3 separate regions of the Homo sapiens genome follow, and all the other regions are linked to region 1. The links are chromatin loops, found by intact Hi-C in ENCODE. Cell type or tissue: IMR-90. All regions are shown on one strand. Links, peaks and the distances in the headings refer to the core of each region. The heading gives the core; the rest is flanking DNA.

Region 1 (5,000 bases), core at 1-5,000:
CTGGTATGCCACCAGCAAAGGTGATATGAGCAGAAATATATGAGTTGATCAGAGAAGAGGCTACTGGCCAGGAGCTTTTGACTCACCAGGGGCATGAGTGGGAGTCTTTAGAGAGAGTGTGGAGAATGTGGTGAATCCAAAGAGATGGTTGAAGGGACAACACTGTATCTAATCATTTATTAGCTCATTGATTATCTAGATGTTCCCCTTTTAGGACAAATTTTTGAGGGCACAGCCTCTTTCTCATTTCTCAGCATATCTATCTAATGCACAACACAGTCTTTGCCATTGAGAGGTTCAATCAATGTCAAGTAAAAGAGTAAACAAGAGAGTGGACTATTTCTCTCCTTAAATGAAGAGCTTTTGTTTCCTCATCTGTAAGAGAACAGACATGGACTATGCAAACACAGTTATTTCCAGATCCAAATGGCGTTACCATTAACAGGACTTGTTTCTCTATCTCAAGTTCTGATTTCCTCCATAGGTTCTGCACACACTCAGAACACTGCATTATAGACTTCCCTTGCACTTCCACACATACACCAAGCAACCACCACCACCACAGCCATGCTGCTACATAGCCTACAACTGGGGCCACCTGTTGGTTTTAGGATGATTACTTCTCCTCCACCCTCTATTGTCTCCTTCAAGACAGCTAAGGAGATAAGGCCAGATGGTGCTAAAGCCATAAAATCTCTGCTGGATTTGCTTCTTTGAGGGTGCTGTGCAGGTCTAGAGCTGCTTTGAGCATGGGAGGGAGGGGACTTCACTCTGAAGATCTGAGGTGGGAAGCTTGGACCTGCCTTGTTCAAAGCATTGGGCAAAAATTCCTTTTTATTTCCTATTGTTTTGGGGTGGCCTCTTCTGATCCCCATAGTGCTGAGATCCAGACAGCCAAGAATAGGTGAGGGCCACAGGGAAAGTAGCTTTCTTGGGTCCTCCAGCTCATAGAAGCCCACAGCATAGCAACAGCCACGCAGTAATAAACATTGGGCTTTTTCTCTTCAATATATTCCTTTGCTTATCTCCCTCACATATCTAAGAAAAGAAAGGGGATCATTGAGGATCTGGAGAACCTGGCACAGCCACAGTGGCAACAAATGATGATGATGATGATGATGATGATAATTATCATTATTATTTCTAACATTAATTACTAATAGGTGCTTGCATATACTGAGCACTTTAATGCTAGAAAATAGACTACACATTTTACTTTCATCAATTCTTTTAATCTCTGTAACAGCTTAAGAGGGTGTACTTTATTATTATTGCCATTTAACAAAAGAGGGACTAAAACATAGGTAGGCAGGGGTCACAGAACTGATAATAGTGGAGCTACAATTCAAACCCCTGTATGTCTGATTCCACATGAGTCCTTATCACTTTGCTAAACTACCTTGCAACATGTCTATTATAATACCAAAACATTCACTGAATAAGTAAATTTATCAATTCAACATAGTGTATGTGGTATAGTATGGGGAAAACAACAGTCAAGACCCTTGCCTCTAAGAGGGTCATTCCAATGCGATGAAAGACACACTTATGAGCCACTAATAAAAATTGCATGAGAAAATGAAATAAATTCTGCAGTAGAAGAACAGCATGTTCTGCACATTCAGAGGGAAGGGCAATCCCTTAAAGAGGGAGAAGAGGGCAGATTTCCAAGATGAGGATCCTAAAGGGCAAGCATGTTTTTAAAAGTCCAAGGCAGAAATGCCTACTACATAGTGCAAATGCATAAATGCGTGTGTGCATGTGTTCCCAAGTGTGTGTACACGGAGCCCAAGTACCGCTTCCAAATCCTCTTCAACCTAGTCACCACTGCACAGCTAGAGTTGTCCTGTAAGATTGAAAGTATTTATAATCCTTGGTTTCAGGGGAGCAGGAGAAGGAAACCCTGAAAGTCTCCCAGTTTTTGTTAACTCTCTACAATGTCGCTCATCACAGACGTTTCCCACCTGCCTTCTTCTCACTTTCTTCAATGCTGAGACAGTTTAAAGTGTTTCCAATCTTCTCACTTCACTGGCTGTCAACTGGGCTGCAAGCTGTGAAGGCCCCGGAGTCAGCAGAGGGTGCTGTGAAAAGCATGCTGAGGATGCCTTGTGGAAGCACGAGCTGCATGTTTCAGCTTTACCCAAAGCAGGGAGGAAGGGGGAGGGAAGAGGAAATGAGGAGGAGGAAAGGCATTTTTGCCCTCCTCACAGCCTAAGTCTGCGGAAGAAAAGCAGAAAGGGCATGCAAACCATCCAGGGCACTGGCCTGTGAGTCAGCACACTTGAGGACTAGTACACAGGCCCACCCCTGCCTGTCTCTCTGTACAAACTTGACAATTTTCTTCCTGTCCCTGGGCTGGAGGTTCTCATTGGTAAAACAAAAGATTTGGCTGCAGTTGCCTGCAGTTCCCATATTCTATGATGATTCTCAGCAGCATAGTGGTGACTAGGAGAGGAACAAAGCTGGTCTGTAGACACGACAGAATTCTAACTGAGAGGCTGACTATGGTAACTGTCCTTCTGCACTCACTACTGGATCTGAACACACAACAAAGAGTGGACCATCCAAGGTAGGACTTTAGAACAGGAAGAGGAAATTATAAAAAGGAATCAATAATTTGCTCTATTGTATAGAAAAAAAACCCACAAACAAATCAAAAACAAAAAAGCAAGACTATGATCCAAGAATAGGCAAAGATGCTCATATACAAGGATCTGAAGAGAGGACAAATGCAGATGAAGTTGTAGGTGCATTTCGTTAACTTTTAAAATTGCCTAACAGTGGCCAATTAGCCTCAGATGCTACCCAGAAGACTGAGATAATGTTCACTGAAATAGTCATAGCACAGACAATAAAAACTATCATTTATTGAACATGTACTTAAACACTTGCATTACTAAACATGTTGTAATGTAATTGTTCCCAATCACAATGCCATGAAGAAGGTACTAGAATCTCCATTTACAGAGGAAAATATGAAAGTTCAAGGGCACACAGAAATGACAGACACAGAAATCAAAGCCAGGTCAGTCTGAACTTCAGCTCCATGCTTGTAGCCGTCCTGCCTTCGGAAAAGCAAGCACAGGCAAATAGACTTTCCTCTTTACACCAACTCCCCTGTGATGAGCAGAATCTCATCACTGCTCTATCTCTCATTCCAATCCTTCAAGGTCCCACTTAGACACCACCTCTTCTGTGAGAGTCCCAGTCAGAATTAATCCATCCTTCGCTGGGCTCTCATAGTTCTTGGCTTGTATTGCTATTAGCACACTTAACACTTCCTACCTCGTGTTAGAATTAACTATGTCTGATCCTCCCTTCACACTACACCTAAAGCAAGCTGCTTAGACGTTTGTTATGGCACTCAGCATCTTGCATCAATGCTAGCCTGCCTGGGTTTGCCTCCCATCTTATCCAGTGAGTCCTTCCTGTGAGGACAGGAGCTGTGTCTCAGGAATCTCTGTCTGCCTGATACTTAATAGTGCCTTGGGAACAAAGGCTTTCTGAGTGATGCTGAGACTTGCAGCCAGTTTCTCTGTTGTCTCTGGTCTACCGACCATGATACAACTTTTCTGGCGTACTTTTTCTCGTATGCTTTCCATGGTCAGAGTCATTGAACAATTGCTGGGCAAGGGTCAGGAATTCCTGTGTGGAATATCTCTCAGAGAACTGGGGAGGTGGGGGCATATGCAGCTCTCTCCACTTCCCATGCCACTCTCCTCGCTGCTGTCCTCTCTCCTCCAGTAGAGACCTGCCCACTTTTACCTCATTAGAATTCACTTTACAGAGAGCATCGCTTGCCCCATTCTTTTACTCTGGAGTTAGTGACTTCATTCTGACTGGGGAAGAAAGACTGATTCCTCTGAAAAAAATTGTTCTAGATTATTTTTCAAGTGAGGGGAGATTTCTGGGGCTGAAAGGCCACCTGGAACACTTGGGCTCACGTGCCTGTGTCTACTCTGGGCTAGACACCTGAGTGGTTAAGGATAAAGGGTTTGATGGTGGACAAGCCAGATTCAAAACGGTGCTTCGTCCCTTGGGCAAGTTAATTAGTAACTCTGAAACCTTTGCTTGCTCATCTGTATTATGGAAATAATAGTACCCACCCAATGGTGCTGCTCTGAGAATCAAATGCATGTAAAACGTGTTTTTGCACAGTTCCTGGCCCTGTAAATGACTACTATTGTTTCTGTTGCTGCAGTTATCTGAGGCTATATTGTTATTGTTTTATAAATAACATTATCTGGCCACTAAGAAAGATAAGAGCAACATGCAGTGGAAAATTGTACCTCTCAGTTAATAAGAAATGCAGAATCACATGTAGCTTCTAGTTGAGAGACTAAGAATAGCTGTAGTTAAGTTTCTGCTTAAAAATAACTCATGCATTTTTAGGCTATCAGAACCGAAGGTGCTTTAGAGAGCATCTTTATCAGTTGTGCTAATTTATAGAAATGACATTTCCAGGACCAATCACCTAAGCTGGGGCTCAAATCCTGGTCTCCTGACCCTTGTCCATCGTATTTCCTACTGTCTCTTGAGCTGCTGCTCTTTTTTTGGATTTAACCACGCTGCATCCCTTCTGCTTTCCCATTAGTCCCTATAGTCGCTGGGCACCATCTGAAGATCCTGCTTTGTCCAGTACCAATAAGATGATGATAATACATCTTGCTACACAGACAGTGCTGAGATGTTATTTCTGTATGCAGAGAAGTTTCCACTCCACTCTAACTGTCCCTTAGCGTCAGTCCTACATGAGTTAATTCAGCTGAAACTAATGTGCCAATGTCTATATTAGCACTGAGAGCTAAGGGTCTATACTTTCTTTCAAATGCTGCCAATGAACTCAAATGCTGATGAGAATTGTGCTGGCATTCAGCTTCAACAGCACAACACATACACACACACACACACACACACACACACACACACACACACACAGACACACACACACAGAGACTAGATTTGTCATTCTCCACATAGAGAGAGCAGAGTCAAGGCCT
Region 2 (5,000 bases), core at 1-5,000, 110 kb after region 1:
TATGTGGTTACTTGATAAATGTCTACTAAGCACTTAGTCTGTGCTAACCCCAGACTAGACACAGGATACAAGGAACAAGAAGCAGATCCTTTTCTTGTGGCGCTTACACTGAGCAGGTAAAAAAAGACATCAGATAATACAAGTAAGTAGGCAAAATGGGTACTAATTATAAAAAAAAAGCTTCAAAGTTTAGTAGCACCTGTGGGCTATTTAAAAAAAATGCTTTGAAGGATGTTGAAGTGCTGGAAGAGAGGGCAATTAGAAATTTACTTTAGATTAAGTGTTCAGGGAACACTCTCTGAGAAAGTAACGTGGGAATTGGGACCTGAATAGTGAACTAGAGCCAGCCATGATGAGATTTAACGGCATCCCAGGCAAAGGGAACAGCCAGTGCAAAGGCCCTGGCAGCTTGGCCTGTTTAAGGAACTGAAGGAAGGCCTGGAAGGCTGAAATCCAGTTACATGAGAGAGGGGCAAGAGGTAAGGTTAGGGAGGGACAGGTTCATGGAGGGCCTTGTAGGCCAAGGAAGGGAGTCTACATTTACTTAAGCAGAGGAATGGAATGTTCAGCTCAATACGTTTAAAAAGTCACTTTAGCCTCCAGGTGGAACATTGTCTGGAAGGAGGCAAGAAGACAGGTTAGGAGGTTAATGTAGTGATATGGGAAAAAGATCACAGTGTGAGGGATACGGGGTTATGGTAGAGATTTTTTTTGAAAAAAGTGTGTGGATTCAAAATATATTTTGTAACTAGCACTGACAGACTTGCTGATGAACTAGATGTGGGGGTTCAGGAAAGAGAAACAGAGGATTATTCTGTGGGATTAGTGAACGCATCTCCAGCTGTGATCTCTTTATAAGGAGCTGCCACAGCTACTTAGCTTCCCATCTGCCCATATCTCATGTCTGTTTCCCTTACTTAATTTGATCCCTCCCTTTCTGAGGGCCCAGGGGACTTTCCATGGTTCTTTGAGGGTCCCTCCCCTGATTTCCAAAGCTGTGCTTACCAGCACTAGTGGTTACTACCCCTGGAAGCTCAAATGTTCTGCTCCCCACAAAACAGGAAGAAGCAAGCCCTGGGGGAGGAGGGGTATTAAGAGAGGGACCAGTCAGCAGGCGGTGGATGAAAAAATAAAGCCATGCAGGCACTCTGGGGATCTGGATGCTGTCAGGAAACTGAAAACAAGTTCAATTGAATATTCAGAGAAAGAGTGAATGTTTTCTCCTCGCTGGTTCGGGCCTCTGGGTACTGGTGGGAATGGCAGGACCACGAAAAAAGCAGAGAGCATCCTCTAGGCCTGTGTGGGTTTCCTGCGTGGCTGAGGGCAATGTATTCGTGAATGGATGTTACAAATAAGTGATTCTGATTGCAGGGCCTGCTCTCCTCCCACCTCCTGCCTCTCTCTCATACCCAATATTTCGTCATTTGTCACTCATCTTAAGATCCAACCATTAAGGCCAAGCTGAGGTTTTTATGAATTTGTTTTTCTTCATAATACGGCCATGAATGTTGCCATCAGTAGAATATTTTTCTTCAGCTCTAGATCAAGCTCAGTTTTCGTGTTTGATTTTTGTTTTTCCTTTTTTTCTTTTCCTTCCCTCAGTTGGCATGGGAACGCTGAGGCACCAGTTCAGGGAGGATCCATCAGCCTCATCACAATACGCCCCCATGCTGCCCAAGTGCTTTGATATGAAAAGTGCAGACACATTTCTTCCTCGTGAAGGGAGATCTGGACGCAGCAGCCTTTTGTCTCCCCAGCCAACAGGTGCTCCAGCTCACATGATTCCAGAGGTTAAAGAGACCTCAGAGGCCAGTCCACATCCCAGAGGAGGGAAGCATCTGAGCCAATGCCACACCACAAGGCATCAGTGTACAGGGGACTCAAATCCAGGTATTTTTACAACATTAGAATGCTGTGTGGTGTTTTTAGGATCAACTAGTCTTTTCTGAGCCTTTGTTCATTGGTAAAATCAGATTATCAACTACTCTCTTTCCCCCAAAGGGTGCTGTGGGGATCAAGTGGGATTGATGTGACTAGCACATAGAGCAAATGGGGAGCATTTCTTTTAGCCCTGAGACTCCAAGCATGGGTCTGGCAACTAGATGTTTATAAACAGTTATTTATCCAATGGGAAATTAAAGGAAATAGTTATCATATTTATGCCTGAGAAGTAGATATGGTAGATTTCTTATTTTTATTTTTTTGAGACAGAGTCTCACTCGGTTGCCCAGGCTGGAGTGCAGTGGTGTGATCTTGGCTCACTGAAATCTCTGCCTCCCAGGTTCAAGTGATTCTCCTGCCTTAGCCTTCTGAGCAGCTGGGATTACAGGCGCCCGCCACCACGTCAGGCTGATTTTTTGTATTTTTAGTAGAGACAGGGTTTCACCGTGTTAGCCAGGATGGTCTCAATCTCCTGACCTCATGATCCGCCCACCTTGGCCTCCCAAAGTGCTGGGATTACAGGTGTGAGCCACCACTCCCAGCCTAGATATGGTAGACTTCTATTCATCTATGCAACCCTTCATCTGTTTGTCCATTGACCACCCTTCAGACACTTAATGCTTATTGAACACCGGACTAAGCTGGACACAATCTGGTTAAAAAAGACATCTACCCTAGCCCCAGAGACATGTGGGATTCAGCAAGAAAAATAGCCTTTTTAAAAAATTTGTTTTTAATTGACAAATAATATCTATTTCTGTGTTACAGTGTGATCTTTTGATAGACATATACATTGTGGCATGAACAAATCAGGCTAATTAACGTATTCATAACCTCACATACTTGTCATTTCTTTGTGGTGAGAACATTTAAAATCCAGTCTTTTAGAAATTTTGAAATACATAATATATTATTAACTACAGTCACTTTGTTGTGCAATATCTCACCAGAACTTATTCCTTCTGTCTAACTGAAACCTTGTGCCCTTTGACCAACATATGCCCCAAGTCCCCAGCCTCTGCAACCACCATTCTACTCTTTACTTCTACGAGTTTGATGCTTTTAGATTTCACATATGAATGAGATCATGCAATATTTGTCATTCTGTGGTTGGATTATTTAACTTAGCATGATGTCCTCTAGTTATATTCATGTTGTCACAGATAACAGAATTTTCTTCTTTTTTTAAAGTCTCAGTAGTATTTCATTATGTAGCAATACCACATTTTTTTATCCTAGCATCTGTTGATGGGCATTTAGGTTGTTTCCATATCTTAACTATTGTAAATAATGCTGCAATGAACATGAGAGTGCAGATATTTCTTTGACATATTTATTTCAATTTCTTTAGATATATACCCAGAACTTTAGATGTTTACCATGATTCAATTGGTTGAATCATGATAATTCTGCTTTTAATTTTTTGAGAAACCTTCATATTGTTTTGTAAACTGAGGGCAATAATTTACATGATTTCCAACAGTATACAAGGGTTTCCTTTTCTTTTCACATCCTTACCAGCATTTGCTTTTTTTCATCTTTTTGATAATACCATTCTAAGAGGTCTGAGGTGATATTATGCTGTGGTTTTAATTTGCATTTTCCTGATGATTAATGATGTGGAACATTTTTTTATATATCTGTTGTCCATTATTGTATGCTTTCTTTTGAGGAATGTCCATTCAAGTCTTTTGCCCATTTTTAATAGGGTTATTAATTTTCTTGTTAAATGCAATCTCTGTCAAAATTCCAACATCATTCTTCACAGAAATAGAAAAAAATCCCAAAATTTGTATGGAACTACAAAAAAATCCCAAACAGCCAAAGCAATTTTAAGCAAAAACAAAGCTGCAGGCATCACATGATCTGATTTCAAAATATATTGCAAAGCTATACTAATCAAAACAGCATGGTACTAGCATAAAAGCAGATATGTAGACCAATGGAATAGGATAGACAGCTGAGAAATAAACCTACAAGTCTATGATCAACTGATTTTCTACAAAGGTGCCAAGAGCACACAAGGGGAAAAGGATAGTCTCTTCAATAAATGGTGCCGGAAAAGCTGGCTATTCACATGCAGAAGAATTGAATTGGACCGTTTTCTCATCCCTTACACAAGAATCAACTCAAAATGAATTAAATACTTAAATGTAAGTCCTGAAATTGTAAAACGACTGGAGAAAAACATAGGGGAAAAACCATGTGACATTGGTCTGGATAATGATTTCTTGCATATAACCCCAAAAGCATAGACAACAAAAGACAATCTTGTAAAAAACGCATCACAACATGATGGGTTATGGGCAATAATGGTTGCAGAAAGGCACAGTTTTACTCCCTTGAGAGTGTGATGCTTGCCACCTACACAGCCAGGAAAGCATTCCTTGGGTTCAGAAGATTTTCATTTGGGTCATCAAGGGTGTCTAGAAGTTTTTTAGGCCAGCATAGCCAAGGCTTAGAGGTGTGTTGCAGCAGGGTGTTTGGGGGAGACTGCAAAATGGTGTTGAACCAAAATAGAGGTAATAGTTACTGAATATAATAGGCCTTACACTCAGCATTTCACAAGCAATTTTTCATTCCATGCCTGTAAAGACTGCTTGTGATAGGGATTGTTATTAACCCCATTTGACAGCTATAAAAACTGAAACATAGAGATATTACAAAATTTTGCCTCAGGTTGCACAGGTGTAAAGTGGCTGAGGAAATTAATGTGATATTTGACAGTAACAGTAAAGTCTGGATTCATAATCACTACTCTTTATGATCTGTTCAACAGAGATACATGGGAGAATAGAGGCTATTAAAGTACTCAGGGTCATGGAGGGAAACTGAAACAAAGAACAGATCAGTGGGTTGCCCAAGATCACAGGTTAATCAGCGACAAAACTGAGGTTTAAGCCCGATTCTCCTATTTCCATTTTTTTCTCTGGACTTCACTGTGGCTCACTGACTCAGGACAAATTAAGAGACCAAGATAGAGGGTGTCAAAAAATCAAGCCTTTTTCCTGAGAAACACCAAATACCCCGTGCATCTCCTCCACTGTTCTGCTTGTGTT
Region 3 (6,136 bases), core at 544-5,543, 330 kb before region 1:
GTGCCGGAGCTCACCCCAGGGAAGCAGTCTTTGTAGGTGCCTATGGTATACATGCATGCATGGAAGTATTCAACAGATATAAACAACCTAAAGAGTTCTCATGGAGGTCCAGGTTTCTGACTTCTCTTCCCTGTCTGAACTGAAGGTTCAGCCACACAGTTTATATTTCTACAAGGCAGCATCCAAGCTAGGCTGTGCAGTGGCTTCCCTCTTTGGATGGGGCACCTGCTTTCCGGTTTGATACAGTCTCCACTACTCCCCTTCATCATCCAGCCCGTGAGTCCAGTGCCAGTGACCATTTGTCCACCTACACTGGGCCAGTTTCCTTCTTTTGAGTTTGTGGCCTTTGGCAGGGATATGCTGTGCTCAGGACCTGGCTGTCAACTCAGGGCAGTCAGGAGGCTCTGGAGGAGTGACTTCAAGCTGACACAGGGATGCCCAGCTCATCCTATGAAGAGTGTTTCAGGCAGAGGGTATAGCAAGTGCAAAGCTCCCGAGGCAGGAATTCCTGGAATGGAGTCCCCTGGGCTCTTGGAATTCCTGGAATGGAGTGCTTAAGACAGACTACACATTGAGAAGTGGAGAGAGCAACTTTCATTACAAGTTAGAAAGATATCCCAGCCAGGAGAGGGAAGAGGCTTCTGGACAGTGCAACAGACGGGAGGGCTCTCCAGGGTAAATGGGATGGTGGGGGGCTAAGCTTCCCAAGGCTTTTCTGCCCAGAGAATCTACAATCTACAGAGGCTGATCTGGATTCTCAGGAATGTCCACACATGTTTCTGATCATTAGGAAATTTGTGTGCTCCCCTTTTGAGGGAGCTCTCAGTAGACTGTCCTCACTCAGCAGAGTCTGAGGCTCTTTTCCCAGTTCTAGTCCATGCAGAGGTCTGTCTCCTTGGCTGGGACTTGATATTAGGGTCAGGGCCTGCTGCCCCTCAGCCTTGGGTCTCAGAGGGACGCTCCTGCACAGCTGACTGTTCTGCAGACTGACAGCCCCCAGGAGCCTGCCCATAGCGTGAGAGAGCAGATTTAGGGTTGCGAGTGGTGATGGGGGAGACCAAATGCCTGTGAAGAGCTGCCTTTTGCATTCCCTTTTAGGCTCTCCAAAGAGAGAGAGAAGGCTGCTCAGCTAAGCTCTCTATGTGGCTCCCTCTCCCAGGCCCCAAAGAGGCAACTGGACTCAGTCCTGCTGGCCCAAGAGCCAGCCTGGACACAAAGGGCAGGAGCCCAGCAAGGGAGCAGAATCCTGAGCGGGCAGGGGCTGAGCTGCAGGAGGACTAACTCCCCACGTGGGGCCATACTGAGCTTTGGGAGCATCTTGAAGTCTCAGAGAACACAAAGGCCTTTCTGTTCTGTTTTAAATACAATGGATTTTTCTCTAATTGTGGAAATAATGCATATGTATTTAATAGAAAATGTAGACAAGAACACAGAGAAAAATTAATACTTCCTGTAATTTCACCACCAAGGTTATACTAGGAACCTTTTACTGTCTATACTTCTGGGAGTTTAATCAGCAGAGGGGCACTCACAGCGGGGTGACACTGACAGTGGGGGCTGTAGGAGGTGAGGGGTACCCTAGAGTCAGAAGACCTGAGTTCAAAACCTCTTTCTGATACTCGTTGGTTTCACAGCCTTAAGTGAATGACTTGGTTTCCTTGTGCCGCAGTTTCCTGATCTGCAAAATGAGGATAATGGCATTGTCCCTCATGGGGCTCTCTAGAGAGTTAGGGCAGTGAGTGGATTCTGCTCAGCACCTCGTAAACAGTCAATACATCTTAGCCAGTATGTGTATGTCTATATAAATATACATCCATTTAAAAAATACAAGATGAGGAAGATACTGACCACACTTATTTTTGCACTTAGCTTTTATCCTTGGTATGAATTTTATGCCACATGTAAGAAGAGGCAGGTTAGTTCTTTATACCAAATATTTTCTGATTGTATGCACCTACTCTGTCTCATTGGTGGGCTCTCCATGTTCACCCTTTGAGTTTCCCTAGAACTGGCTTGGAAATAGTGCAAGTCTTGTCTTGGCCCCTTGGTGTGTGTCATGATGTGGAGTCATTGCCATATGTGCAAAGTCCCTTGAAGTTGGGCATGCTGCAGTTTCTGTGCCAGGCTTGCCAAGAGAATCTTTGCCAAGATGGGGAGAGGGGGCTGGGACTTAGGGTGGAATGCCCTGGGACACACTGCCACCATTCCCCTGAGGACCGTCATCAGGCTGTGGCGCAGAGGGGATTGGGTGGTAAGAGAGGCAAGGGGATAGTCCCGCAAATCTTTCTCCTGCCCTCTCTTCTCTCACCTCAGTCTCTCCCCATCAATAGTTTCTCCCTATCCTCTGCAAATTGCCCCAGTGAATTTAGAATTTGGAACAAAAACCCAGAGAGCAGGTTTCCCTGCAATACGTATCTCCCCTGAGACCAGTGAGCACAGTCACATATAGGAGAGAAGAAAACTCAGAGAGAACAAAATACAACAGCTCCCATTTTTCCTGATTCTTCTACATAGTAAAAATAAACACCAACTAATATCTCAACTTATTATTATATAGTGACATTACACAGTGACTATATTTAAATGTCATTAAGAAATCTTTTACTGGGCAACCTTTATTAGCTGCAAGAGATTCCAATGTGTCAATTATTTCCCATTTTCCCAAAACTACATATATAACTGTAATGAACATCCTGATACCTAAATTGTGGATGGATCTCTGATGTTTTCTTAGAATTTTTAGAATTGACCTCACTGAGTCAAAGGCTCTGGCTTGTGTTTAAGGCATTTGGTCTTTTTTGTCCTCCAGACTGCTGTGCAAACACCAAGTCAATCAGCAATCTACAAGGTCCTAAGTTCTTCTCACGAATAGGAGAGAACTTCTTATCAGGCATGAGGGACTTTGTCAGACTTGGCTTTGGGGCACGAGTGGCCTTCTATTTGCAACATGTCCTGATAACTTTGTGGAATCCAGCGGGGAAGCTCCCATGGTTACTTTGCACCAGGCAGAACATGCATCCTTCCTTGGCTGGCTTCCCCAGCAATAGGGGAGTAAACGTGGAGATCACCTTACCTGGCCCTACAGATGAGGCACAGAGACACTTTAGGTCTTAGGAAGTGATGCTGCTTGCACAGCCCTGGGGTAGCTTTCTGGTTGGGCGAGAGGGTCTTGAAGAATGTGGGCATATGCACAGGACCACACACACCACAGGCCATCTGGTGAAGCTGGCGGATGGGGAGTGACAGGCACTGAAGTGGCAAAGGCCTCTCGGACTTTGTATCAGTGCCAAAGGAGGAAAGGTCTTGCAAGAGGCAGAAGTGGGCAGAGATTGAGTTGGTCAGAGGGAGAGAAGTCGGGAAGGCAGAGACAAGAGGGAGGGGTTCATGTTGTTTATTATCAGCAAGTCTCATGCCACAGCGGGCATCTCTCAAGAGGCTCCCTTGTGTTCACTCTCAGTGGGTCCTGGCAGAAGGCTGCAGTGGCTGTGTTATGGGCAGAGAAAGGGTCATAGGATAAAGCCTTGGAGTTCTGATGGCCTTTGGGGCATTTAGGGGAGGGGGAGACTCTCCCAACGACAGATACTCTCTTCCTTATTCCTAGAATGAAGTGGCTTTTTCCCTTCCAAAATTTTTTCCCTGCAGCTGCTTTCAAATGCCCATTTGCAAACTGGTGTAGGTCTGTGATGGAATTTCATTTGTGGCAAGCTGAGAAAAAAAAAGAACTGCAAAGTGAATTTTTAATGAGGCTGGATTTATTTAATTTTAAACACTGTCCTTTATTCTAAAGGAATGATCTTCCTTTTGGTGCTAAAATGCTCTTTCTTTTATGAAATGACTATTAAAATAAATGACATTTTCTTTTACTCTCCTCACTTGGCAATTGAAAAAGCTGGAAGTTTTATGTGGATACCTGAATATGCATATCCCACCCCCACTCTCTGCTTTGTGTTTGTGTGTAAGTTCATCTAGTCAAAGAGAATCTAAAAATTTGGGTTCTACTGGGTGAAGTCCTCTCAAGGGTAAGCCCAGCTGATAGCTCTAGTTCTCATCATATTGGCCCTTATCCAACAAAGTCTTCATTTCACAAACATTAAGAGCCCACTGTGTGGCAGGCCTCATACTAGGGGCTGTGGTGGTGGGTTTGTCTGGTGGTGGAATGAGCCCTACCTGGCTAAGCTACCCATGGCCTTGACCCTCCTGTGGTCTACTGAAAATACCAGCCCCTCACCAAGATATCCATGCCAACTCACTGGAACCTGTGAATGTTACCTTATTTTGCAAAAGTTGTGATTAAGTTAAGGATCCCAAGAGAAGCAGCTTATCTTGGATTGTCTGAATGGACTCTAAATACAATCACAGTGTCCTTATAAGAGAGGCAGAGGAAATTTTGAGACAGACACACAGAAGAGGAGAAGGTGTTGTGAAAACAGAGACAGGGATGCAGCCCTAAGCCAAGGAATGCTGGCAGCCACCAGAATCTGGAAGAGGCAAAGAACAGAGCCCCCTACAAGAGTCTCTGGCGGGAGTGCACGCCTGCTAATACCTTGATCTTGGACTTCTGGCCTCCAAAACTGTGAGAAAATAAATTTCTGTTGTTTTCAGCCATCAACTTTGTGATATTTTGTTATAGCCACCACAAGAAACTAATATACCTCTCATCAAGTCAACAAGAGGGGCAAAACAGGGTGAATTATTGGGGCCTAGATGTCCTGAAGGGGTCAGGTTGGACTGCATTGCTTATCAATACAAATCCTGTCTAATAACTTTTAGCTGGCCCTCCCTTGCTTGGAATCTGCCAAATCTTTTTTACCAATATCTGGACTGGATCTTAGAGGCCTGGCCTCCCACCCATCCTGCTTACAACTAGTGACATCAGAATGTCAGCTGTAAAATTTCCTCCAAAATGCAAAGTGTGGGCCATGTTTATTTTATTTCTCTAAAACAAACTTAATCTGCTGCAAGATTTCATCGTTATGGATGGTGGGAAAATAAATTTCTGTCATTCCTGGGCTCTTTCTTATTCCATAGCATGGGAAAATGTCCTGAGGTCTTGTGCACTTGGTGGGCAGCCTGGACTTTGTGTCCACACAAGTCATTCCTTGCCCAAATCTATGTGACCTCGTTGCAGGTGGCTTTGTGCCTTCTGTGCCAAGCTGGCCCATGGAGTCATGCATGGTGTCAGGGCACAGCCTCTCCAGATGTGCCACAACCTCCCCTTTGATGTCCTAGCACTTCCTAGGGCTCTGCAAGGAGCAGGATATACCCACAGACTACAGTCATTCATCCACTTAGCCCTTGAAGACATTTCTTTTGCTTCTTCCTCTGACTCTTTCTGCTTCTTAAACTCCCAAACTCACATCTCTCCTTCCCTCTCTGTAGCAATCCAGAGGAATCTCCCTGTTTTATGGACTGAATTTTGTCTCCTCCACATTCCTACATTGAAGCCCTAATCCCCCAAGGTGACTGTATTTGAAGATAGGGCATTTAAGGAGATCATTAAGGGTAAATGAGGTTATGGTGAGACCCTAATCTAATAGGATCAGTGTCTTTGTAGAATAGGAAAAGTACCAAAGGTCTCTCTCACCCATGCACAGAGGAAAGTTCATGTGAGGACACAGTGAGAAGAAGGCTCTCTACAAGCCAGGAAGAGAGGCCTTACCAGAAACAAGCCCCGGTGGCACGTTGATCTTGAACTTCTAGCCTCCAGAAGTGAGAAAATGAATTTCTGTTGTTTAAGGCACCTAGTCTGTGGTATTTTATCGTGGCAGCCTGAGAAGACTAAGGCAGCCCCTCAGTGAGGTTAGGTTTTTCCAAAACAGCAGCCCAGTGGGGAGTTGCTCTTCTGATGGTCTTGCTGCTCTTTCGATTTGTCCAGAAACACCTGAGCCCCTGAGGAAAGGGAGCATGCTGCAAGGACCTCTACGGTGATGTTCAGGGAGAGGGATGCACCTGCAGCCTCTCCATAGCATGAAGGGCAAAACATCAATACACAGTGAGTTCATCATTCTGCCATCTTAGCCCTGGTTCTGTTTGCAAACACAGATAGCCCACGTCTGCCTCTGCCTGCCCACTGTCTAACTTGCTGCTTTATGCTCCTTTAATTAAGGGCAGAGTCCTCAGGGTTTCCCGTGTCAAA

What was found. Peaks named below come from ENCODE experiments on the same cell type or tissue, not always from the same donor. Only the 100,000 strongest peaks of a DNase experiment are listed, where the experiment ranks them.
Region 2: a loop joins it to region 1, with 2.8 times the contacts of the local background. A loop is called at or near these places in 3 of 110 quality-filtered maps.
Region 3: a loop joins it to region 1, with 4 times the contacts of the local background. A loop is called at or near these places in 4 of 110 quality-filtered maps.

What each region holds. Positions count from the first base shown.
Region 1 is chr5:153,626,383-153,631,382 of GRCh38, reverse strand. The region is part of intron 2 of GRIA1 (glutamate ionotropic receptor AMPA type subunit 1); the gene reads right to left. Among named protein-coding and RNA genes, the nearest start is that of GRIA1, 140 kb to the right of the region's middle. In IMR-90, for the core only: a CTCF peak has its summit at 2,078 (motif pointing right); a DNase peak (open chromatin) is centred at 2,202; H3K27ac peaks cover 1,571 bases.
Region 2 is chr5:153,513,424-153,518,423 of GRCh38, reverse strand. All of the region lies in intron 2 of GRIA1 (glutamate ionotropic receptor AMPA type subunit 1), which reads right to left. Among named protein-coding and RNA genes, the nearest start is that of GRIA1, 25 kb to the right of the region's middle. In IMR-90, for the core only: no CTCF peak of the experiment used is centred there; a DNase peak (open chromatin) is centred at 3,013.
Region 3 is chr5:153,954,208-153,960,343 of GRCh38, reverse strand. It overlaps LOC107986464 (a long non-coding RNA gene), which reads left to right. Exons shown (of 3, transcript XR_001742937.1): 2 at 5,876-5,992; 3 at 6,107-6,136. Among named protein-coding and RNA genes, the nearest start is that of LINC01861, 58 kb to the right of the region's middle. RefSeq lists enhancers at 1-385, 386-992, 993-1,600. In IMR-90, for the core only: no CTCF peak of the experiment used is centred there; no DNase peak of the experiment used is centred there; H3K27ac peaks cover 696 bases.